Regions from separate parts of the Mus musculus genome. Here all the other regions are linked to region 2. A link is a loop called in an ENCODE intact Hi-C map of the cell type or tissue named here. Cell type or tissue: heart. All regions are shown on one strand. Region 1 holds the start of Rpe (ribulose-5-phosphate-3-epimerase). Region 2 holds the start of Kansl1l (KAT8 regulatory NSL complex subunit 1-like). Region 3 overlaps Kansl1l (KAT8 regulatory NSL complex subunit 1-like).

Region 1 (8,000 bases), 120 kb before region 2:
ACTTTTTCTCAGTTGTCAAATATTCTATGATCCTTAGGAGATCACAGTTAATGAAGGAAAGTCAGAGTAATCAATTTCTTTATAGACTCAGACAGCTTGTATATATTACAAATAGGGCTTTAACTTAAAGTGCAGTTACTTCAAAAAAAAAAAGAATAAAATTTGAAAGGCTTGTCAGGCCAGTACTTAGTCGATTATTGAAGGGCTGGACATCATGCAGTTCATAAACATTTTTCAAAAGTTTAGCAGTTTACATTAGAGAAATGTAACTACTAAACCCTGAAAAAAATCTCATAACATACCTACATCGATGTGTGTGTGTGTGTGTGTGTTAGTCTTCATGTAGAAGTTAAACAGAGATTTTGATTATGTTGAGATGAGTTTAAAATATATTCTATATGCTTAAATATTGACTATGTTGGCTATAAAATGTATACTATAAAGAAAATACCTATAAACCCATACAAATAATAAAGGAAACGATTTTTATGTTAGAATTATTTATTAAATGAGCACAGTGACTTATAAAATCAAATATATTTTGGGGCTATGATCCCATTCACCATGAGAATGAAAGGTAACCTATAAGTTAACTAGGATAAAATTTAAAATCCCCCAGGTCAGAAAATCAGGGCAGAACCACCTTCTTGGCCTTTTGGCTGAGAACATGCATGGGAAATCCAGGAGACAAACAAACCTTCTCTGTGTTATAACACCTTCACATCATTTATACTTAATGTGCAGTTCATTTCTAAGTGCAAAAGTGGACATGTAAGTGGTTTTCTGGTTCTAAGCTGATATATTTTGCCTGTTAAAAACTATGCTGCTCAACTAGCATTAGAGGCCTTATGTTTGGTAATTACAAGTGTCTGAGTTGTGTGCGTTTATATGTCTGTGCTTTGTTCCCTCTTTTGGACTTGTGATTCAAAATCTCTATAATTGTGTCAGATATTTAAGAAGTATAGAGGTCAAAGAATTGTTAAATACTCAATAATAACCCTAAATACCTTTATATATTTTAAGTGTGTTGGGCTGTTTGAGAAATGATTTTATTGGTCTGTCTGCCTTTTAATCTGACTCCTTCACTCTCGTGTATGGAAGTCTATTATTAACTTTTTCAGTAAGCTAAGTAATGTTTTATCTTGGAAAAAAGAAAAGACATGACCACTCTGAGAAATGGGGACTTACAGAGTGGGAGTGCTCTCGTCTTGGGACTTTTGAGATTTCTCATCTATTCCATTTATTGTGTCCTTAAACGTGTTGAATGTTTATGTGTGGTAACTAAAGTATATGTATGTGCATAAGACTGTCACAAGATGTATTCTCAGGAATACTGTTACCTGGAGTTTGAAGGAATAACTTAAAGAAAACAGTTAAGATAAAAGTTCAAGTTAATTGACAATCTTTTGTAATATTCAAAAATGTGACAAGAACTAATTATCACTTTTGATCAATATATTAGTAAAATTAGATTATATCTTAATCTGTGATGCTTAATAATATTTATCTCATTCAGAGGAAGGATAAAACAGGCACCCACTTTCCAGGTATTAAACAATTACATCCAATTAAAATTGCTCCTTTGGAAAGCAACTTTATAGAGAAACCTTGAGAAATAAAAATACATCATCCATGATAGTGAGTACCCATGTGTACTATCCAGATTAAAGCAGCTTAAATCCTGGATGCAGAATTTTCTAGAATAGACATTTTTCTTTCATTCGCAGCATTCAGTGTTTTCTATAATTCTATTAGATTATTTGATTCTTATGACAAGGGAAGTGAGTTACTGAGTGCGTTGGAACAAGTCACTGAGAACAACACTGTCAAGGGGTACCACTGGGCACATGGCAGTGCTGGAGGCATCTGTTGGTTTTCTGCTTCAAGCCTCCAAGAGTAACTTAAGCCAGGATGGCATCTCTCTTTTAGCATCTGTTCTTTTAGTCAGTGAAGAACTTTCTCCACTTTGCTGCCCACTCCTAGAGTTTCCGAGGAAATAATTGAGTGTGTACTGAGATCCATAGGGAAGAAAAGGTCATAAATGAATAGAATTATAGTCCAAAACATGAACTAAGTACCTTCCTTGAGTTACACAGGATACTTTACCAGAGAACTTTCCCGAATTTGCTGCTGTCACATAGAGTCCCACTTTCACTCTGTGACCTCACACTACCAATCCATGGCCTTGTGTCTCAGCAGTGAGTAAACTAGCCCACTTCCTCATTTATTTTTGTGGGTCTCAACTGCAGCATTTTAGAAGCAAACTTTGATCTGACACTCAGGAGAATAAACACAAATAGAGGGCAGAATGTATTTGGAAAAGTTTATGATAAATTTACTTATATTATTTAAAGATCATTTAGGATCATAAATCTACGTACCTCCATGATATTTTTAATAGTCACTGTGACCATGGGATTAAAGTCCTTTATTAGCCATTTTGTAGGTGAAGACAAAGGATTGACTACACAGCCAACTTCCTTCAGATGACTATAAAGTCTGTTATGAATACTGAATGACCAAAGAGCATGGAAAATGCATCTGAATAAATACTGAGATGTTTATGAAAGATATTTATGAAAGCTAATGATTTCTGTGTTTGAATATGCACATATAATAAAATAAATCTAAGATCATTTAATGTGCTCTAATTTCACTTCTTTCCATTGGGAATGGGATAGCTCATTCAGGATCATTTTTCAAGACCTGGTCTGTGCCTTCCTTCATCTCTTGTTCTTCAGACTTCCACTCTAAAGTGGAAGCCTAAAGCCATTTTTAGCTTAAAGTCACTAATGGGTAAACACCCCCAGTCCCTCTACCGCCATATTTGATACCTACCTACTTCTGTTTCTCATCTTCTATCTTTCAAAATAAAGCAAAATGTAGATATGGAAGACAGCAAGCCAAATTGACTTCACTGCCCGGATTATGACCCGGAATGCTGGTATATCCCCAAGTCAGAATATTAAAGACTATTGTCTTCTAACTGTGTCCCCTGCAGAAACCATGGCATCTAAATTACCAGCATGCTTTTAATAAAACTATGAGAGCCCTATCCTTGTTCTTTAGGAATTGCTCTTGTTCTATCCACGTGTATCTTCATGTACCTTTTCATTTTTTCCTGGCCCAGACTCTGGATACGTTTGACATTACGCCACTTATCCATTTCAAGAATTATGGCTGGATAGCAACTCTATCAGACTGGCTATGAAAGACCCACAACGTGAGGACTCCCCCACGTTCTGACTCAGGAGAGGCGACACCCCAAATCACACAAGAAACGGTCTTACTGCAAACTTATTCAAGAGGGCTCTCGGGCCCACGGTCATACACCACGCAGGGGTAGAGGTCTGTGGCACACCGATTAGCTGGGTAAGGAGGTATTTAAAGGAAGAAACCACAACTCAAGGAAGTGGGGAGGGCTTTGTTGGAAAATACCAAAGATACCAGTTAAGAGTCCCAAGGAAGTGCAAAGTCACAAGAGTCACAAGGAATACCTGGTAATTGTTCCAGTTATCTCTCAAGACAGTTTCTAAGAGCCCCTAACAATAGCACATTTGCATAGCAATGGTCAGGGTGACTTTCTTTGAATGAACACTCTTTGAACCCAGGAAGCGGGTGGGTGGAGGAATGTCGCTATCTGTTTTATGATTAGCATCATTAAGTCACAGAGGTCACATTCCCATGCCTGGGCCTAAAGGCCTAGAATTTTGTTTTTACGTTATACTTTCAGCTACTGCAAAAATTCCTACACTGAGTACTCAGCAGTCACCAGTTATCAGCAGCTTGACTAAGGAACATCTCAGAAGAGAGGACTGTAAGAGACAGAGGGTGGGGGAAGTTCAACGGAATGCTGCAATTAATGATTGCATAAGCAACTGTGGCTCCCTGCACAAAACCTACAGACACGTGAGGTGAAGTTATTTAAGTAGGAGAGGAGTTAATTGGGAAGAAGGGGTCAGGAGGAGTGGCTGGGGTAAGAAAGGGTAATGGGGTTGAATATGATCACAATATATGCTATACGTGTATGAAACAGAGAAAAAAATAAAAACAAATTTCCTACATTGTAGGTGGTAGTCTAGCTGATCAACCCGTAGAACTTCTTACATTGTACTCAATAAACTATTTTCCCTTTCAAAAGGAAAAGAAGCCAGAAGATCCTTGGAAATCCAAGACAGAAGGCAGAAGCTCTGCACCTGGCTCCGCCCCTAGCCAGCCAGCTGACGCCCCCCCCCCAGGAGGAGGCGGGACTTCCTCGCCGCAGGGCAGCTGCTTCCGGCAGAGTCCGGAAGAGAGTGCGAGGTGGGAGGGGGCGGAGCCAGTGCGGCGCGCCCAATCGGGACGGAGTCTTGGCTGGCCCGGGCTCTCGTGGGCTCACTCGCTCTAGGGAACCGGCACCATGGCGTCGGGCTGCAAGATCGGCCCGTCCATCCTCAACAGCGACCTGGCCAACCTGGGGGCCGAGTGCCTGCGCATGCTGGACTCGGGGGCCGACTACCTGCACCTGGATGTAATGGACGGGTAACTCCGCGGGGCTCGGGGCGGGCTGGCCGCGCGGGTCGGCGTCGCTGCACCTCAGCGAGCGCCTGTTGGGTGCACGGCGCCCCTGTGCGACGACGGGCTGCCTGGCCAAGCGCGCTGCCGAGGGCACCGAGCCGGCCCTGGCTGACTTTGGGGCCCGGTCCTTTCCCCGCCACCCCGTAACCTGTGGTGATAGGACCCGGGAGCCACCTCCAGTGTTCAGGATCTTCCTCTGGTGAACTCGTAGAGAAACTGAGGCCCAACGGGACAGGCGCGACTTGCTCGATCGAACTCAGATAACTAACTAGTTCTCGACAAAGCCGGCAGACAGCCTCAGCTTGACACCTGGATGGGCTTCCGGAGTTCGACCACTTGCCGACTTGTCTTAGGCAAGCCGCTTCAGCCTTGATTGGGACTCGGGTTCAGTGTGAGGAAAATGGAAGGATTATTGATCATAGAACGCTTCCGCGTCTTGGGGAACTTGAAACGAGCAAGTCCAGTGCCTGGCGTGTAACAGATTCTCTGCAGTTGTTAGTTGTATCGAATAACCCATTCGAATTCTGATTTTCCTGTCTATTTTCTCTTCAGGCACCCTGCTCTTCAGGGAGGTCAGTTTTTTTGTAAGTAATTTTTAAGCACTGTAGTTATAATGCTCAGAATCAGGGTACAAGTTTCCTAAGTTGGTTCTAAAGTGAGGAAACAAACCTAGACCCAAAGGAGGCTGGAGGACTTGCTCAAGATTACAGAAGATTGTGACAGACTTGGAACTTGAATCTTCTTGGCTTTTTGACTAGCATTTCCCACCGAAAGTTTACATAAAATTATAAAAGACCTTGGGAGTGAGATAGAAAAATAAATTTATTTCAAATAAGCAAAATCTGTTTGCCCTCAGTCACATTGGCAAATATGTGTTATTTACATCAGTTTCGTTTCTTGTTGGAGGTTTTGCTGTTCTTTCTGGTTTTTTTGAGACAAGGTCTGTATAAATCTTAACTGGCCTCAAACTCAAAATCTTGCCTCAGCTTCCCAAATGCTGGGATTATGGGCACGGGTCCCCACACTCAGTTACACTAATTCTTTTTAACATCACTGCTGTTTTGTCCATAGCAGTTTTGTTTCTTTTGGCTCTCCGTGGTTAAATCTCATTTTTCTTAACACTTACTTGAAAGCCCTTGACCGGCTGGAATGTGTACCCCAGAGATGGTGTTGATTTCGATGCCTGAGAAAATGTAGGGGTCCTAGCATGGCACAGACTGCAGGTGTAATGAGCCTGCTTGATGCAGAGGGGAGGGGTGGACACCAGTGCTTTCACTTTGCTAATACAAATGTTGCTGTAGACCAGGCTTGCCTCACCTGCTTCTGCCTCCTGAGTGTGCCCAGCTTTTTTAACCTTATTTTTAAACGTGTCTAGTTTTTGAGATTCTATATAATATAACTAAATCATTCCCCCTTCTCTTTCCTCCCACAAACCCTCACACAGACCCTATACCTCCTTGCTCTTTTTCAAAACCATGACCTTTTAAAATATTATTAAATACATATGTAAAAATACAGACACACATATATCCCTAAATACATAAATTTGACCTGCTCAGTCTGTATAATGCCACTTGTGTGTATATTTTCAGAGCTGGCCATTTGGTATTGGATGAGACTGTGTCTCCTGCTCTCAGAATTCCTTAGATATCTGGTCCTTTGTGTAGGGCCAGGGCTCTGTGGGCTGTCCAGGTACTCTTTGAGGTTAATATGTTATCGTGAAGAGTAAGGTATATTGCTATGTCTCTCTCTCCTGGTGTACTGTAAACTTTCCAAGAGCAGGATCTGACTTTCCTTGATAAGAGACATTAAAGCATGTTATCATTGCTTAGTAATAGTAGAAAGCATCTCTGAGAATCACCGATGCCCCCCCCTTCCCCCAGCTGGCCCCCTTCCCCATATCAGACTTAAGTTAGTAAATAAGGCAAAAAAATTATTTTAAATCGTTCTACTTTTAACAATTTTTATGCCTTTAAATCTATACCTACCTTTTTTCTTTCCTTTGAAGTAAAAGCTATTTCCATTCATCTTTTGCAAAAGAGGAAACCAGTTTGGGGAAGTACAGCTCCTTTCCCATCACTCTGGCAGAATAGACAAAGCCTGATGTCTCCAGAAGAGAGCTGTGGGATCCCTTTACAAAGGTGGCCAGCCTCCTCTGCTTACTCTCCACCCCTCCGTTTTCTTCTCTGTTTCAAACTGATCTTATCTAGAAAGTCAGAAACTAGGCTAAGAAACACTAGGTGGCCAGACACAAGTATGGTTAAATATCTGAAGTAAAGAACAGGTTTGTTTTTCTGGAAACACATTTTGAGAAAAGCACAAAACACACCATGGCAGAATGCTAGCTGGAATGTGCTGATCCCAACTATGGGAGCAACGCACACACGGCTACTTCTAAATTAGTCATTGGCATTTCATTTACGTTGGAGAGATTTTATATAAATACTGAATTTCTGACTTTTGCTGGAGATATCAAAGATTTGGAATTCTCTTCTGTATTCTGGTAAGGCCTTGATTGTGTGGAATTGAGCAAGGCAAGCATCTGTAACCAGTTTCTCATTGTGTCCTGGGCCCTACCTTCTCTAGCCTGGCTCACCTGCTCAGTTTTCCTTTTGCCACCAGCCAAAGACTCTCCAGTTCCTGATCCCCGGGAAGATTTTCTGGTTCCTGTCTTGGTGCGTTTTGTACCAACCGTAATCCTCTTACATTTTGTTTGTTGGTTTGTCTGCAGTAGACTGCCTTCCAGTTATTACTAAAGTATAGGGATGCTGATGGGACCTGCTAAGAGAGGAGACGTAGATTCCTCTGTTACAGCAGCTATGGATTATCCCCAGCAAGTCCCTGGTTTCAGGCACGAGGAACCCTTTGTTACACTTTCCTTCTGAGGAGGGTCGTGGGGAATGTCAGAGTGAAATAGTGATGAAGCTGGCATTTCTGGTGAATTCCTTTGCTTTCGAGAAAATTAATTTAGGATTTCCTATTCTGGTAAGAAATCTGAGGCATTTGATAAAAAAATCATGTTCTTTGGTTTTTGGAACCTCAGTACCTCTCATAAAGAGGCTGGAAATCCTTTGATAATTCATGTTGTCCGGTAGTTCCGAAACACCTGATTGCATGCCTAGGTTTTTGCACCTTTTAGTTATGGCTTAGCCACAAGCCTTTAGTTTCTCATGAAAACTTTGGTGCATATTGGGCTCTTAGTGAATTTATTAAACCCAGGTCATTGAGTTTATTACCAAGAGCACAAATTGTTCACTTAACTTGGAGGTCAGTACTTTTACATGTTATTCTTGTGTTTCTCAAGTAAATTTGTATTTATTAGATTCTCAGCTTCTCAGCCCATGATACTTGTCATGATTGTTTTAATAATAAATGGAACCTAAATTTGAGCAAACTAATTTTCAAGACCACACGGTACAAGCACAGTATATGCGACTGAAGAC
Region 2 (8,000 bases):
ACAAAAACAAAACAAAACCAAAAACCTACCAATTGAATTTGAAAGGACCAAAACTTACTTCCACATATATGACTTAAGTATTACATGAAGTGGACTCATGCTAAAAAGGAAAAGTAGCTAACTAAATGTGAGATGCTTTCTTTTTGTCTTTACATTTATTAAGCATGTGGTGGGGTGCTATGACGGAAAGCAGAGACATTTAATGGATGTGGGAAGTCCTCTCCCTTCACTACTCATGTTGCAGGGATCCAGTTCAGGTTATCAGATTAGTGGCAAACACCCATACAAAATGAGCCATCTCACTGGCCTAAGTTGGGCTTGTAAATGCTAAAAATATAAGAGAATTCAATTTTTCTAACTTGTTCATATAAAAGCAAAAATGCAATATAAAAACAAGAATGAGTTCATATTGGCTGAATTTTTATCTCACAGAACTAGAACTAGGCTGAAGAGTTGGCTCAGGAGTTAATAACACATACTGCTCTTGCCGAGGACCTAAACTCAACCCCAACACCCAGGTAGGTCAGCTCCCAGTCACTGTACTTCCATCTCCAGGAGACCCAACACCCTCTTCTGGCTCCCACAGACACTGCACTCTCACAAACCCACACACTCAGATAGTCACACCATCTTTTAAAATGTTTTAAAGTATTAAAAAATAGGAATTAATGAAAGCCATAAGTACAAAATATAGCATATTTCCAGATATCTTTATGTATTCTTTTAGGAGAAGTCCCTGTTCCCTACAGAAAACCCTGCAATAACTGGCATGAGCAGAATATAGTTAGCTCAGCACTTTGTAGTCTATGATGTTTATAAGCTTCTTCCACTTTGAAAACTATGCCTAAAAAGGAATTCTCTTTGAAGACTAAAGGAATTTAATTAAAGATAAAGCCACTTGGGTGGCCACATAACAGATCAAACAGCTCATACTTGAAGCAGAATTATTACTCTTCTTCTGTAAGTGCATGACTCATAAGAATAAAAATGAGGTTTTTCCTATGGACAGAAATTTGATTGCAGAAATTTACACTTAAAAGTACATTGTCATAAATTTGTTCAGCCCATTCATTTTGGCAATTTTACGTACCACAGTTTCCAGTTTTCTTTTTTTAAACTACTAAAGACATACCTATGAACTCTGGGTCCTATAGAGCTCAAAAAGAACCTGAAACATTACAAAGTTCATGAATGATTTAAAATATTCACAAATTTTCAATGCTATAAATAAGCTGACCTTTTGTATCAATATAGAAATAAGTGTTTTTGAAAATATGAAATAACATTTAGTATTCAAATTTTCCTTTGTGGCCAAGCAAAACCCCAACATGAAAGACAAACTAAAAGATAAGTTACAGGGTGGCTGTGACTACAGTGTGACTTCTAAGCTGACCCAGGTCTCATAGCAACATCCTGTCTTTAAAGAAAAAGAAAAAAAAAATCCACTATGAATTATCCTCAATTTTCACTATACATTATCAACTGGAAAGTATGGTATCATTCTTAATAACATGTTTTTGTTTTTATCTTTCATGACTAGGCAAGAAAAAAATCTGTGTCTGTGAAATGTTCCTTTAGTACAGCACTTAAGAGAAAACAGGAAGAAATTTAGAAAGTTATTCAGCTTCTTTCTCTTTCTAAATATAACATACTGAATAAAATATGAAAGATAATACTTATGAGTTATTTTGTGTGATTTTTCTATTATAGTACTATAATAAAGGCTTTAAGAACAGATAGAAGACATAACACACATTAGTCATAAACTGCTAATATCCCACTGTCATTTTGCACTACACAACAGCCTCACTCTTTGCTGTAACAATTTGATAAGCCAGATCAACACCAACCTTAAAGACAGCCCTAAACCTAAAGGAAACAACTTTCTACTTCTTCACCTGACACCTCATATAGCAAACACAGACTTATATGGGAAGGAACAAGATATGTGTAAACCCAAGAAGACATCATGACAGCATGAATGGCTTGCTGCATGTAAGGTTTACATGAAAGAATAGGCGACCAGCAGCAGGAATGCCATGGGCAGTAACTCTTGGGCTGTGAACAGTCGGGAACAAAGCACAGAACCGTAGACACTGCCTTCCTGTTTGTGTAGCACAGAGTCTATGGGAGAAATAACGATGATCAGGATGAAATGTTCACAGTAGCACCTTGGAAGCGTGGTGAGTGAGTCAAGGATATCCACGTGTAAGGATACACGCAGGAAAAGCAGACCAACATTTTGGATATGCCATGCTTATCAATGGCAAGTTACTGGAACATTTAATAGAAAACTATAAAGACTAGTGAGGCCTAGCCGTATGGAACAAGTACTCAAACAGCTCAATCAGTTACTACATTAGCAACTCTGTACTCTTAAGACAAAAAAGGAAAAGACAATTTCCTGACGGCTCACCGGTTTAAAAAAAAAAGTTTAAATATTTGCAGCCAATCGGCAAGTCTTTACTAGACATCCACTATTTGCTATACTCATGTGAATATGAAGTTTTCTCTCAAATACCTAACAGTAAGTTAGGAAATGCACCAGATACCACATACAGGTCAGTGTGGGAGTGGGAGTGGACAACAAGGTTTTCCCCATATAGCCAATCCTGGGTGATGAACTAGGCTATGGCAGGAGACACATTTATACCTCTATGAGTAAATTAATACATGCTCAAAATTGGGGTGTCACAAGAGCATAAAAACTTTAAAAACCGGCTCAGACTCCTATAAATCTAATGGGGAAAGGGGAGTATACTATTTCAAAGACTTGTGTAATAATTTACACAAAATATTAGAAAAACCCCAAACATCTGCCAATAGGAAAAACTAAAAATATACTCAAATGATGAAAATGTTAAGCAGTTATTAAAATCGTTTTTCAGAGAATATTTAATATTTCTACTTTTAAATTAACTGAAAACGCATGCTCTCCAGTTTTAGGGAAAATTATACATAGATAAGAAGTGATAGCAGACCTTGACAGTGATCTTTCAAACCGTGAAGAGAAACTTAAAGTTACAGCAGTTAGGCACACGTTCCTAGGTCAGCTCTAAAGGGGACCTGGATTACACAGCAAGTCCGGAGGCCAGCCTGGTTACATGGCCAGAAACAACACAAAAAGTGCAACAGATCTGGCGAAAATCAAATATCTTACTTCACGGCTTATTCTTAAAATTCCAAAAATATGCTAGCTTTGTTAAAAACTGACGTTATGTTACACCACCACATTACGTGGTGATTTATGCTCACTAACACAAGGCACGTGATCTTCATTACACTCTTTTAAGGCAGGAACTGTATTACGAAACGGTTTTCCAGAGGAAACAGATGTATCAGCAAGGCTGTGACTTGCCCAAGGAAACGGCTAGTTAGCTCTCTGGAAACCGCAGAAATCAACCCCCGGCATTACTAAACAGTCTGCGTTCCACACCTGCGCTTTTCCCCCTCCACTGTCGAATTATTTTTAGAACTACTTCTACCCTCAAATCCTGCCTGTTTTGCCAGCTGTGCTCAGGAACAGTTTCGGGGAAGTTATGTTGCTATCAAACTTGCCCTATCCAATCAGGATTTAAAAACCTTTCTACAAACACAAAGTTAAACTATTAAAGGCGGCGGCGGCGGCCAATCTTTCTTAGTCTCTCCGGCACATTCTGCGTCCAAGCTGGGGGAATCAAAGCCAGAAGGTGACTCCCACAACTCCAGTCTCCCGGGAACCCGCGATGGGAACAGCGAGGACAGGGAACCGCCACCGCGCCTTCTGCGGGGGTACCGAGGACGCCCACGCAGCGCCCGCTCCTCGCAAGGCAGATCCCAACAGCTCCTTCCCCGATTTGGGACCACACAACACCGTCCTGCATTTATTTCTCCTTACCAAACGCTGTTTCTTTTTTTAAAGCTAGCCCTCTCCCCTCTTGGGCACAAGCAGCAACACCAACTCGGACCGGTTACCTTTCAATAAACCACAACACTCCCTTCCACCCCAAACAATTCTAAAGGCCAAATCCATAACGGCCCCAAATAAGAAGAAATTAATGTCGCCGCTGGCCAGCCAAGCTCAGCGTTACGGAAAGCTTCCCACAGAGCGCCCCACACCCCCAGGACAGGCGCCGCTGCTCCAGCCTTGCGGGGGGCGGGGGGGGGGGGAGGGAGAGGGCGTGCCCAAGAAAAACCACGTGTTCCGCCTTCTGCGCACGCGCCAGCCAAAACAAAAGGGAGGCCTGCCAAGCCCCGCCCCATCCCCACGTGACTCGAATCCAGGCCCGCCCCCTGCCCCGCCCTCCCCTCCCCGCCGTGTCTGCCAAGGCTGTTAGGTTTAGCCGTTTAAATTTGGCTGCGGTCCGACCCCTGCCCCAAAGCACGGTCTTGTGCCGGGGCCCGCAGTCCAACGGCAAGCAGGGTTCGGGGTGCAAAGGGGGCTGCCCGGCGGACGCCGAGCCCGCGAGTCCACCCGGCGGTCTTCTCCGCTCTTTCCCGCCCCGCGCCGCCGCCGTCCCCCGCCGAGGAGACCCACCCCCCTCAGCCCGCCGCTGCGACGCCGGCCACTCGCCTGCTGGGGCGCCCTGGCTGCCCTCCGCCGCCGCACCTTCGGTCCGGCCGTGGTGGGGGCCGCCGAGGCGATCTCTAGCTGTCCGCCCGCCTCCCCCCACCCGGGGCGCCGCCGACTCGTCTCCAGAGCGCGCCCCGCTCCCGCCCCGGCTGACGCCGCCGCCGCGGTTTAACAGTCCGCCCGCTGCCCGCAGCTCCGGGCGCTCGGGGGACGGAACCCTACGGCGGAGGGAGGGGAGTGGGGGAGGGCGGGGCCCGGCGCCGGCCAATGGCAGCGGGGGAGGGGCGCGCCATGCAAATGAGACGGGCGGCGGGGAAACCCCGGCGGGGGCGGGGCCCGCGGAAGCCGCTGGGAGCGTTCTGAAAGCAGCCTGAGCGCGGTGGCCGAACTCTGCCGGCTCCCAGTGCGTTCCGCGCCGCCGTTGTCCCGCGCTCTCTCCACCCCGGTGCCAGCCCGCAAAAGTCACCCCGCCGGCCGTGCTGCGGGGCGCTGCGGTTTCTTTAGGTCTGTTACAGGAAAATAAGACCTGGAAACTCCGGGCGGGCAGGGCCGTCCTGGCCAGGCCGAGGGTTAAGCAGCCCTCAACGCTCCAACCTTTTGCTTCTATGGGTCCCAGAGGCTCGATCCCGAGTCATGCTCTGTCGGACCTCTGAGGACCTTAAAATAGGTGGCAGACCTGCCATGGATACATTTGAGTTAGCTTATGATTAAGGAGCTCTGCAGTTAACTCTGAGGTAGCGCAGACCAGCGGGATTTTAATGGAAACAGTTGGCTAGAGACAGAAACATCTCTGCGAGCGAGTCTTGCACCTGGCCCAGCTCGCAGCTCGCAGCTCACCACCGTTAAACGCACCCGGGCATTTCCCCAGGCTTGAACTTGATGCTTGAGAAAAAAACGATAGCCTAAATATAGCTCCTTAGATAATAGATTAGACGCTTTGCTAAGCAGATTTTCACTAGAATGCTGTAGGAAGTGAAAAGGCACTAGAATTTTTAGATCGATATATCACTTCTACCTTATTTATTTGGAAGGGCTTACAGGCAGGAGTGTATAGAATTGAAGTCATAAAGAAGCAATACTTAAGACATTACCAGAGTTGGAAAATTAACTGTTCTTTCTTTTTCTAGTACATGAATAAATAGCTGAAATAATTTTTATGATAAACTGCCTACAGTAGGGAAAATGGTTATAAAAATTACTCAGAACAATAATTGCTCAATATGGGTCAAGGATGGGCAGTCCAGAAAATAGATTTGCCTTCATTCAATTAAAAATCATGGACTAACAGTGTGTTGGAGGAAAAAGTAAACACTGGATATTTGTCATATTTAAAGGGATGGGTAAAACACTTAAAGAATGTGGTAGGGTCTGGAGTGATGGTACAAACCTTTAATCCCAGGCACAGGTGGGCCAGCCTAGTCTAGTGGTTAGGTCCAGGATAATCATAGCGACATACTGAGACTGTGTCTAAACCCAAAACAAAACTGCACAGTGGATGTATAGCCGTTTGAGAAGTCAACGGTGATCAAGCAGTTCTAAGATCCTGTATTCACCTGGGCATTCATTTTAAAGGCTTCACAAAAAAAAAAAAAATGGGAGGAAGGCATGAATAACTTAGAAAGCAGTACCCTTAGGTGGAGATGATATGCATCCAACTATTGGAGCAGAAAACAACACTGTCTCTTACATTGTTAAATCATAGACAAGAGAGGGCGCTTGCCTAGCATGGGTGAAGGAGGCCCTACACTCAGTATCTAGCAGAGTAATGACTGACAAGGAATTCAAATTTAAAGCTGGGGTAATTATGGAGCCTACAGGTTACTTTGTCAAGCCAGGTGTGGTGGTGCACGCCTTTAATGCCAGCACCTGGGAGGCAGAGGCAGGTGGATTTCTGAGTTCGAGGCCTGCCTAGTCTACAAAGTGAGTTCCAGGACAGCCAGGGCTATACATACAGAGAAACCCTGTCTCCAAAAAAACAAAACAAAAACAAAAAAAAAAAGGTTACTTTGTCCCTGTGAAGTAATTGCTTATTACCAAAGCAAAATCCTTGTAAGTTAACCAAATGTGTACTGAAAACATATTTTGTGGTGATATTTATACTCATAAGGGGGACAGAGCAGCAGGGTGCTTATATTTGCAAAGCATAGTAAACTTTGCAAAATTCATAGAAATCTACAACAAGCTTTTAACTGTAGTATCTCATTTGTTCATCAAACACGGTAGGAAATAGGTTGTTTTCCAACACTGGGGTAATCCTTGCATCTTATAGCTAGCCTCAGTCTGCCAGACTATGTAGACCTTACATAGATATAGCAAAATATGAAACCATCATGTATGTAACACTTTCCTTTTCCTTTTACATTCAATTTCATGATACTTCAAAAGTAATAAGGAAAAGTAATAAGAAAAGAATGTGTAATACCACAAGCTGGAAATTTATTTTGTAAAAAGCACAAGGAAGAAAACTCAGTGATTTCTGTAACCTGCTGTAGTTCATATGTATGAAATGGCACTGCACAGAGGTTATTTTAACTCACTTAATTACACACTAAGCACATTGTTCCTTGACACTGAACAGGATTCTAAGTCATGTTTTCTGCTCCATGTAATATAAGCATGCCAGTTTTCCAAGTGACCTTAGAATACCTTAAATTCTAAAAATTGATATTATAAGACACTTGTCAAATGTTTTCCTATTTTACTTAGCACAATACTGAAAGGATTCATGTATTCTTAAAAATCAAGTATCTATTATTTTAAAGATACATTAAAAGAAAGCTGGTTTCCAAGAAAAAAATATATTATTGGTTAAGGAGAGGGAGAAGAGAAAGGTGTAAAAATCCAGCAACAGCAAGGAGAAGAGAAGGGCACAGTTCTTGCTGACATAATTATGACCTGACTGGGAGCCCGTGAAAGCACCCAGGTAAGCAGTATTGCCATGATTTCATGAGATAAAGCCGGCACTGGCATCCACTCAGTCACTTCTTCCAGTCAGGAAACACTGCTGCCGCACTTAGGATCCAGCTGACACCGTGATAAATGCGAGAGATAAAGATCAGCGCTGGCTTCAAGCAGCTCTCCGCCAAGAGTGGATTACAAACATAGCCTTTTGTGTTCCCCTCCTGTCCACATTTCTTCCCAGTACTTCACCATCCAGCATAACACAGATTTTTATTTTTCCTCTCCCTGGTCTAGAATATTAATAAGTTCCATGAGCTCAGGCCATTCTGCTCAATGCTGAATGGAAGCACAATCCCAGGAGCTTAGGGCATGGTTCCCAACAAAGGTTGAATGGAAGAACGTTTCATTCTTGCATTCTGCAGCCCTCTATTCATTTCCTGGAGGCTTTGTTTTGACTTTTTAAAATTAAGCTCAGTGGCATCCAAGCAGGGAGATACTGTACTTCCACACAGTCCCGACTGGATCCAAAGGCAGCCTTCTTGTCCAA
Region 3 (8,000 bases), 70 kb before region 2:
AGGACTTAATAGAATTCATGATTTGATTCAAATAATTTTTAGGAAGAAAGTGTTAGAATCAAGAGTAGCATGTGCTCCATCGTCAGAATAAAGGCTGTATAGTAAGGAATACAATGAGCTTTCATAAATTGTATTAAGAAGAGAAAGGATGCAGATACAAGTGTACATTATGATAAAACAAGGCCATATGAAACTGTTGCTTTGAACTTATGAGCTTATAGAGTGAAATACTGTTTTGAACTATCAACAGCCTCTGTAACTCCCTTTTGTGGACATTTTATCAGTGAGGTAATTTTATAAAGAACTTTTGTCTAAGAAAGTATAAAAAGGCTGAGAGAAAAAAATAAAGTGTGGCTGTTGGCGTGCTGTGCCTTCCATTCAATGTAGATAAGTCTATCTGTATGTGTGTACATACATATGTAGGTATATGTGTATATATAAATATGCACATGCATTTGTGAAATTGATGAAACAGGTGGTCAGGCCTGGCCGCAGGCTGTGTGTGTGTGTCTGCATGAAGAGATCTTTTTCTTTCTCGCTCGCCATCCACCTTTAAGAGAGAGTTACGAGAGATCAGAGTTTCCCCCTGAGCACTGTTGCCAGCCCTAGATAATTTTGTTCTGTCAGTCGTGCCGACCCTGTACATCGCCCACCACTGTCAGCACTTGGGGCAAGGGGGGAGATGGGTTATATCGTTGCTCTTATCACCACCTTAATTACCAACATCACATCTCTCTGCCTGCCTCAGTTTACCCTGTGGTGTCAAAGCTGGTCTTTGGCATAAAACTTTCATATTTCTATGTAAAGAGTTACATGATCTTAGAAAATTTACAGTCTCCTTTTGGGGACATACCTTGGTTTTTAAAATATATATTTAAATGGTTCTTATATGGTAAATAGTTTTAGTTTTAATAATTTCTTGATGTGATTGTACTTCCTCTAGAATTCATATCATAATCATCATAATTTAGTTTCACTCCTAAATTTGGGGTAACTGTTCCCTCAGAACTTCTATTGTCCTGTTGCACCTAAAAGAATCAGTCTCAGCGGCAGCGCCATCCTTACCCATTGTGGGCCTTATGTTCCTTTAGAAGCCTTAAGAGCTTATATTTTTTTCGTAAATTTCATGAGACTCTGTTTAGGTATGGGTTATTTACATATTTTAGTTGATAATACTGAATAGCTAATGAACTTTTTCAGAATATATGCCTTTTTTCTCAGGTGTTAGAAATTTATGCTTTGTGTGTTCTAGGAAATTCTTTTGGCCTTATATTCTAATCCTTAAAAAGACAGATTAATCCCAACAATTTTACTTTTAATTTTTAAAAATTTGATTTTTTTATGGTTGCTTATTACAATTGTTCTGGAAGTTAATCTCTTTCCATCAGGGTCAGCTTTTAGGTCTTTTTCTTTGCTCCAGAAACCTCTATCTCCTCATTTTCATTGTATTCTTCCAAAAAACTGTATCCATTAACATTTAAATTTTGTCTTTTTCCCAGCTGAGTGTTAGCCCCATGGCGGTGGGAACCCTTACATCTTCTTCAGTGTAGTATCTCCACTGTCTAAGCACTGCATGGCACGAGGTAGGTAATGTTGCTTTCTAGAAGGGAGGAGAAGGAAGGGAAGGAGGACATATCAAGTACATTATTGTAAACATCTAAATACTGCACTGATCTACATGAAGGCCTGTTTCCCCAGTACAAGTCCTTCCTGAAAGAAGTTTTCTAGACCTGTATGGATGTTGTTTCCTACCAGCTTTAGCGCACTGGAAGGTCACACTTTGTAAGGCTCATTCATAGTAATCAGGGCTGTGCTGCTCTGTTGTGAAAGGGAGAATGCAAACATGTTTGGCCTGCAAATGTCTCCAAAATAAGAAATATTGGGAAGAAATAGAGAAAATAAATCAACACAGAAATATGAGGAGAACAATTAACATTATATTAGGCAAACATGACAGAATGCCACTCCTCACTGGCTTGAAAGAACTAATACATAACACAAAGAATGAGTCCAGGGCAAACACAAAACTAAGGACCACCCTAGGTTAAAAATATGATATGAATTTGTGGTCTGAAGAACATTTTCTATTCACAGCACAGCAGAGCTTATACAACTGTAAACAACAGGCATGAAATAGAGTCAGATTTGGTTCATGTTCTACCATGTCCTAATTCTTGATGTTAGTATGCTATTATTATTAGCATTTATGTGAGGAATTTTATGAAAGGAATTCAATGGCACCATAATTGCAAGTAAGTTTTTTCTATTTCTCCTCTTCTAAAACTTTTCCTTTATTTTACCAAATCAGTTAAGACAAGTCATTCATTCTACAAAATTCATTCTACAAAAAGTCTTTTTTCCTGTGATCCAAGTCTTCATTACTTCTAGTTTATTCTGATAGTTCCTTGTTTTCCTAGTCTCTCCCTATTGCAAACTGACACTTTCAGAGGCTCCATAGTAATCATTGTAAAATAGTACTCATATTTCACTTCCCACAGAGATCATCACTGATTCCCCAACAGTACTCTAATTTGTTGACTATCATCCTCATTCCACCAGAAGAATTCTTATGTGGCAAGGACTGGGTTGTATACTCTTTTAATATAATTTAGTCTCAGCATGACTCTTTAAGGTAGCCATACAGTTTCTTCTCTTTGATTTCTGAAATGAGGTCCACCTATGTTTTCCAAAGCAGACCTCATTTGGAAGGTTGCTTAATAGAAATGGGCACAAATTCCTTCCATTCTTAAAAGTATAACCTCTTATGAAAAGATTTCTGTATCAACAAGGCTAGAGAGATGGCTGCAGTTAAGAGTACTTTCTACTCTTCCAGAGGATCAGATTTTGGGTTGCAGCCCCCATCTAAGCGTATATTTATGCGTATCTGTAACTCCAGGGTTTGTGTATCTGACCCCACTGGCTTCCATTGGCACCTGCATTCGTGTGCCTATGTACACAACTACACCTAGTTAAATTTTAAAAGTCTAAAACTCTTCTTTAAAAGATGTTTCTCCGTCCTCTTGACTCTGGGACAGACGAGTGATTTACTTTGTGCTTCACAAAGCAGTGTAAATGATATTTGTGGTTTGTATCTTTCTTCATGTTGTCTTGGGGGCATTGCTCTTAGGTGACATGAAAGATAGCCATTTTAACTCTTGGAATATGAGAAGTCCCAGGTGAATGGAACTGAAGCAGACAACTTTCTTTGCTATCTGCCAGAAGAACGACTGAGGATAGCTTCTTAGAGCATGGCACAACAGTGCCCTAGTAAGAAATACAACAGGTTCAAGGTGTAGCTCTATGGCAGAGTATTTGTTTAGAATGAGCAAAAAACCTTGGGTTCAATTCCCAGTGCTGCCCTCCCCCCACAAAAAATACAACTAGGATATCAGTCCACTGTGTTTTACAGAACACATGACCAAAATGTGCAACTGCCTCTAGAAAATCATTTTTAATTCTTAGTAAAATTTGATACCATCTAGATTGAACTGCAATTCCTAAGGCATATTTTCTCACAGAAGTAATGGTATGCATGTAATAAATTAAATTTCTTCAACTCGTGAATTCCTTGGAATATAGAAGTGATGTAGCTAGGAATTCCTTTACCACGATTACTTATTATCTAAAGAAGATATTCTTTATGGGGTAAAGTAGATATGACTCCCAGGTGAGGAAGAGCTGGTTTCTCAGTAGTAGACTGCTATTACTTAAATACTAGTTGTCACCTCCTTTTCTTCATTTAATTGGACACCTCAGACACTCCAATTCCCCTGTTTCCTATATCATTGTAACTCATTATGTCTCCTACAGACTATTTATTCTCTCTTCCCTCAAGGTACAGGAGAGTAGCTGAGATACTTCTGTTGAAATGTAATTTGTCTATGTGCCTGATTTTTCCAACATGAATTTAAATCTATATAAAATCAAATTAACTTTGAAATTTTTCTAATTTTTGTTTGTTTGTTTGTTTGTTTTTTGTTTTTCCAGACAGGGTTTCTCTGTGTAGCCCTGGCTGTCCTGGAACTCACTTTGTAGACTAGGCTGACCTCGAACTCAGAAATCCACCTGCCTCTGCCTCCCAAGTGCTGGGATTAAAGGCGTGCGCCACCACACCCGGCCTGAAATTTTTCTAATTTTTTAACCAAAGGATGAACATACCTATAATTATTTAGATGTTATCCAAAAATATTTTACTTAAGTATTTTTAATTAAAAATGAAGTGCCCATTAATCATATAAACAAAGTCTGTAAATCCAATTATCTTATATTTTAGAGAGAAAATGAAAACATTAAAATAGGAATTTGAGTCTATTTTCTTCTAAACTCCTGTTTGTGCTTCTGAATGATGTTGCTAACCCACCCAGCTACACCCAGCTAAGCCCTGATGCTGCTAACCCACCCGGCTACAACCAGCTAAGCCCTGAAGTATCAGTGATGAGCCTTAGAAACACTACTTTACCAACTTGCCTTAAAGGTTTATTAAGGAATTTTAGTGAATGCAATCTTAATTTTAAGATTTATTCCAATTTTTAAATTTTATGTCTACTAGAACTGTTTTTGTTTTTATGACTTGGCTTGTAGATTACATGTTAAAACTGATGAGTAATGGAAAAATTATTCTCAAATCGTTTCTTAGTCTTCCATAGTTTTCTTATGGCTTTTTACTATTTAGGTAAGTAGCTCCTTGAAGTGCAAACATAATTCTTCAGAACAACACTGTAAGTGATAAACAAGCTTAAAGGTTATATTTACATAGAAACAAGGGAAGACAAAGAAACATAAAAGAACTAGAATAGCATAGGCAAGGGGGAACCTTCCATTTTTGAATGTATGTGAAATATAATATTGAAAAACAGTGAGGCCATCAAGTAGAGAGTGGTCTTGCTGGAGGAAGGATAGAGGAAAGGTAAAATAAAATTAAATTTTAATTTAAAATACATTAAATTTAAAATGCATTTTTAAAATGTAAAAACATTTTAAAGGGGATAGAACACAAAAATGAGATTCCAGCAAATAAAATTTAGGTAAAAATACTGACCAGGCCATGTTCCTTATATTATAGTGTAATAATTTATAACTTGTGCTGTGAATATATAGAATTTTTAGGAAAAGAGTAACTATCCCTGTCCTCACCCCTAATATGAATGAAGAGACTGTAAACAGACTACAAAAACTTGGGCCTCTCCCCAACTCCTAGCCATATTCTCAGCTAGCTGGCTGTACTTTGGTCAATGAAACATAATATCGCCTCAAATCTACTGTTACAATAAGTTTCCTGATTTATTGGTTCCAATACTTATTAAATAAAATCTTTTTTTCTATTTTTAGGAACTTTTCTTTTTTATTAAATATTTTCTTCATTTACATTTCAAATGCTATCCCCTTTCCTAGTTTCCTCTCTGAAAGTCCCCTTTACCCTCCCCCCACCCTGCTCCCTAATCCAGCCACTTCCACTTCCTGGCCCTGGCATTCCTCAAATAAAATCTTAAAATAATCCTGATATCTTATCTTTAAATGGAACGAGTTATACTATTACATAAACTATGAGTATGCCTAATCATCTACGTCCTGTTTATTTTTAGCCAACATACAAACAGGTTCTCTGATGGCATTTCCATATATCCTTAGTTTTGGATGATTTCCCAGCTTTCTTCCTTCCATGTCCACATCAAATGTTCTATTAGCTTCTGACTGTGTTCTTGCAAAGCCTGTCTTTTTGTTTGCTTTTTTTTTTCTTTTCATGAACCTCCTTTTAGTTTCCATGACTACCTACACATACTCCCACATGCATACACATATATAAACATTTAAAGCCAGTTTCATGTATGAGAGAAAATATGTAATCATTAGTATTTGGTTGTAAGCTATATTCAGAATTTTACCTTGAAGTCTAGAACTGTCTGTTCTTTCCCAATGTTAAGAGAACTCCCTTTGCCAGGAATTAGGTAGGGTGGCTCCCTGGTACCTACGGCTGTAATGCCAACTACAACAGAAGGTTGTATGGCAGCAATAAAGAATACCAAGAAGTATCTAAACAACATTATGGTCAGATAATCATTCTTATTTTGATTACTAATTGTAACGAATATTACTTTAATGTTATTGACTATATTTATGTGTTAAAAATCATACATAGTATTTTTCTGGAGAATATTTTTACATCTTATCCATACCTGCCAATATAATTTCCTAGATTTAAAGACATCTATACTGTAGACATGTCAATAATTTTTAATTACATTTTACCAAATATAAAATCATAGATTCTCTAGGAATAAACCAATGTATCCCCATAAGAAATAAGCAGACAATAAATAATATAATCTGCCTAGAGATTTCAAAGTTTCTAGATTTGAAAACTTTATGGAGTTTTAGCAACTGTTAACCTGGTCTGTCCCTCATTAGAAAAGAACAGGCTTCTTAGAGATAACAAAATAAAATGCAACAAGATAAAACAAAAACCAACACAGTTAGACAAAAGAAGGGACTAGAATCAGCCCCACTTTTCACACACTCAAAAGTTTCTACCTCAGAATATTAAATAGAAAGCTATGTGCTCAGGTGACTTGGTGCAATACATTACTTCTGCATTAAAAAAAAAAGTTCTGTCAGTTTTTGTGTGTGCGCATGTGCACATGCATGAATGTACAGACCACACAGACTGTCAGAGGACAGAGGGGCTGTTTCTCTCCTTTCTACGGTGCGTTCACTTACACTGCAAGTACATTTATCCATTGGCTTGTACCCGAACCCTGAGTGTTTGTAGGCAGAGTGCTCACAGTAACTAATGGTTTCTTGAAATAGGAGATAAAACATTAGCATGAAGATGAGCTAGAAGCCACTGACAACACTGAGTCTTTAGTCTCAAGACCTCCGATATAAGAGCCTTTGTGGGCTTGAGAAAAGCACCTACTATGGGACTTGAGAAAAGCACCTACTACATAGAGCTCCTCATAGCCCCAGGATTGTCAGGCAGGCGAGATGCGGGACTTCTGCATGTTCAAAACCAAAGAACTACTTCACAGACTCTAATCAACAAGCCTGCAGTGTATCTACTTGTATTTCACAACTAATCTATGCCATACATTTCCCCAAATTGCAGTTTCTTTTTCTGCCTAGCTTCGTCTGTTGGGTATTTATAGGGCAAATAACCAATAACTTTATTCACAAAATTAAACTTGTTAATAGAGAGGAGCGATGCTTGAAAGCTGTACACACCGAGAAGTCATACCTAAAGCCTCAATACAGGTACCTATACATGTTATTGATGGTGTCTGAGACCTCAAACTTGATTGTAACACCTAAAGGGGGGAGGTTAAGTGGTTTAGAAATGTCGCTTTCTGGGATCCAGAGGATGGAGTGTGGTAATTTTAAATGATAACCCCAGGCATGTCTTTTAGTATGTATTCTTGTTCTATAAATTTTAAGTGTGAGATTCTCAAAGTAAATCCCACATTCACTGAGTTCAGTCAGTAAATTCATTATTTGCATTTTGGAAAGCCTGGACAATATAAGTAGTTTGCACATTCTAAAAAATTGTCCTGAGTGAGATTAGTGCCTCACTCATCCCTTATCGGGTTAGCTTCTTGGTGCAGGTAGGAACTAACACACATATCCACAACTGACAATAATACTTTGGGGTGCTCACTCCCAAGTAGGATATCTTCATCAAGGTCCTCCCGCCAAGGCTCAAGAGTCAACGCACAAAAGGAGGTAGGAAGATTTTAAGAGTCAGAGGTGATGGATGACTCCAGGGAAATAGTGTCTTGCAGACTCTGCAGGACTAACACATACATGAATTCGTGTACAAGAAGACCTGAAAGGGCTCATGCCAGAAGGTGTCCAGTACTAGGAGGGGAAGTAGACACCGGGTTCCACCTTTAACCAAGAAGCTATTTGTAAATGATAGCTGCTGGCAAAGGAAAAAGTTTTCTCCAATGAACTGTCAATAGGTTTATCTAAGATACCCCAGGGCAGACTGCATGCAGGAAGTAACTGAC

What was found. Hi-C counts contacts between places; a loop is a spot of excess contacts. Peaks named below come from ENCODE experiments on the same cell type or tissue, not always from the same donor. Only the 100,000 strongest peaks of a DNase experiment are listed, where the experiment ranks them.
Region 1: it touches region 2 in a loop (5-fold over the local background); 14 of 42 quality-filtered maps call a loop at or near these places.
Region 3: a loop joins it to region 2, with 2.1 times the contacts of the local background. A loop is called at or near these places in 4 of 42 quality-filtered maps.

The regions. Positions count from the first base shown.
Region 1 is chr1:66,696,508-66,704,507 of GRCm38, forward strand. It overlaps Unc80 (unc-80, NALCN activator), which reads left to right. Exons shown (of 65, transcript NM_001368824.1): 65 at 1-2,643. It overlaps Rpe (ribulose-5-phosphate-3-epimerase), which reads left to right and starts at 4,324. Exons shown (of 6, transcript NM_025683.3): 1 at 4,324-4,521. The coding sequence starts at 4,400. In heart, no CTCF peak of the experiment used is centred here; a DNase peak (open chromatin) is centred at 4,374; H3K4me3 peaks cover 2,159 bases; H3K27ac peaks cover 1,296 bases.
Region 2 is chr1:66,812,822-66,820,821 of GRCm38, forward strand. It overlaps Kansl1l (KAT8 regulatory NSL complex subunit 1-like), which reads right to left and starts at 4,774. Exons shown (of 15, transcript NM_001122738.1): 1 at 4,553-4,774. In heart, CTCF peaks have their summits at 587 (motif pointing left) and 4,568; DNase peaks (open chromatin) are centred at 3,390, 3,700, 4,440 and 4,820; H3K4me3 peaks cover 2,950 bases; H3K27ac peaks cover 2,585 bases.
Region 3 is chr1:66,742,757-66,750,756 of GRCm38, forward strand. The region is part of intron 6 of Kansl1l (KAT8 regulatory NSL complex subunit 1-like); the gene reads right to left. Gm46093 (a long non-coding RNA gene) reads left to right here. Exons shown (of 2, transcript XR_003947842.1): 1 at 1-8,000. Among named protein-coding and RNA genes, the nearest start is that of Gm46093, 8.5 kb to the left of the region's middle. In heart, no CTCF peak of the experiment used is centred here; no DNase peak of the experiment used is centred here.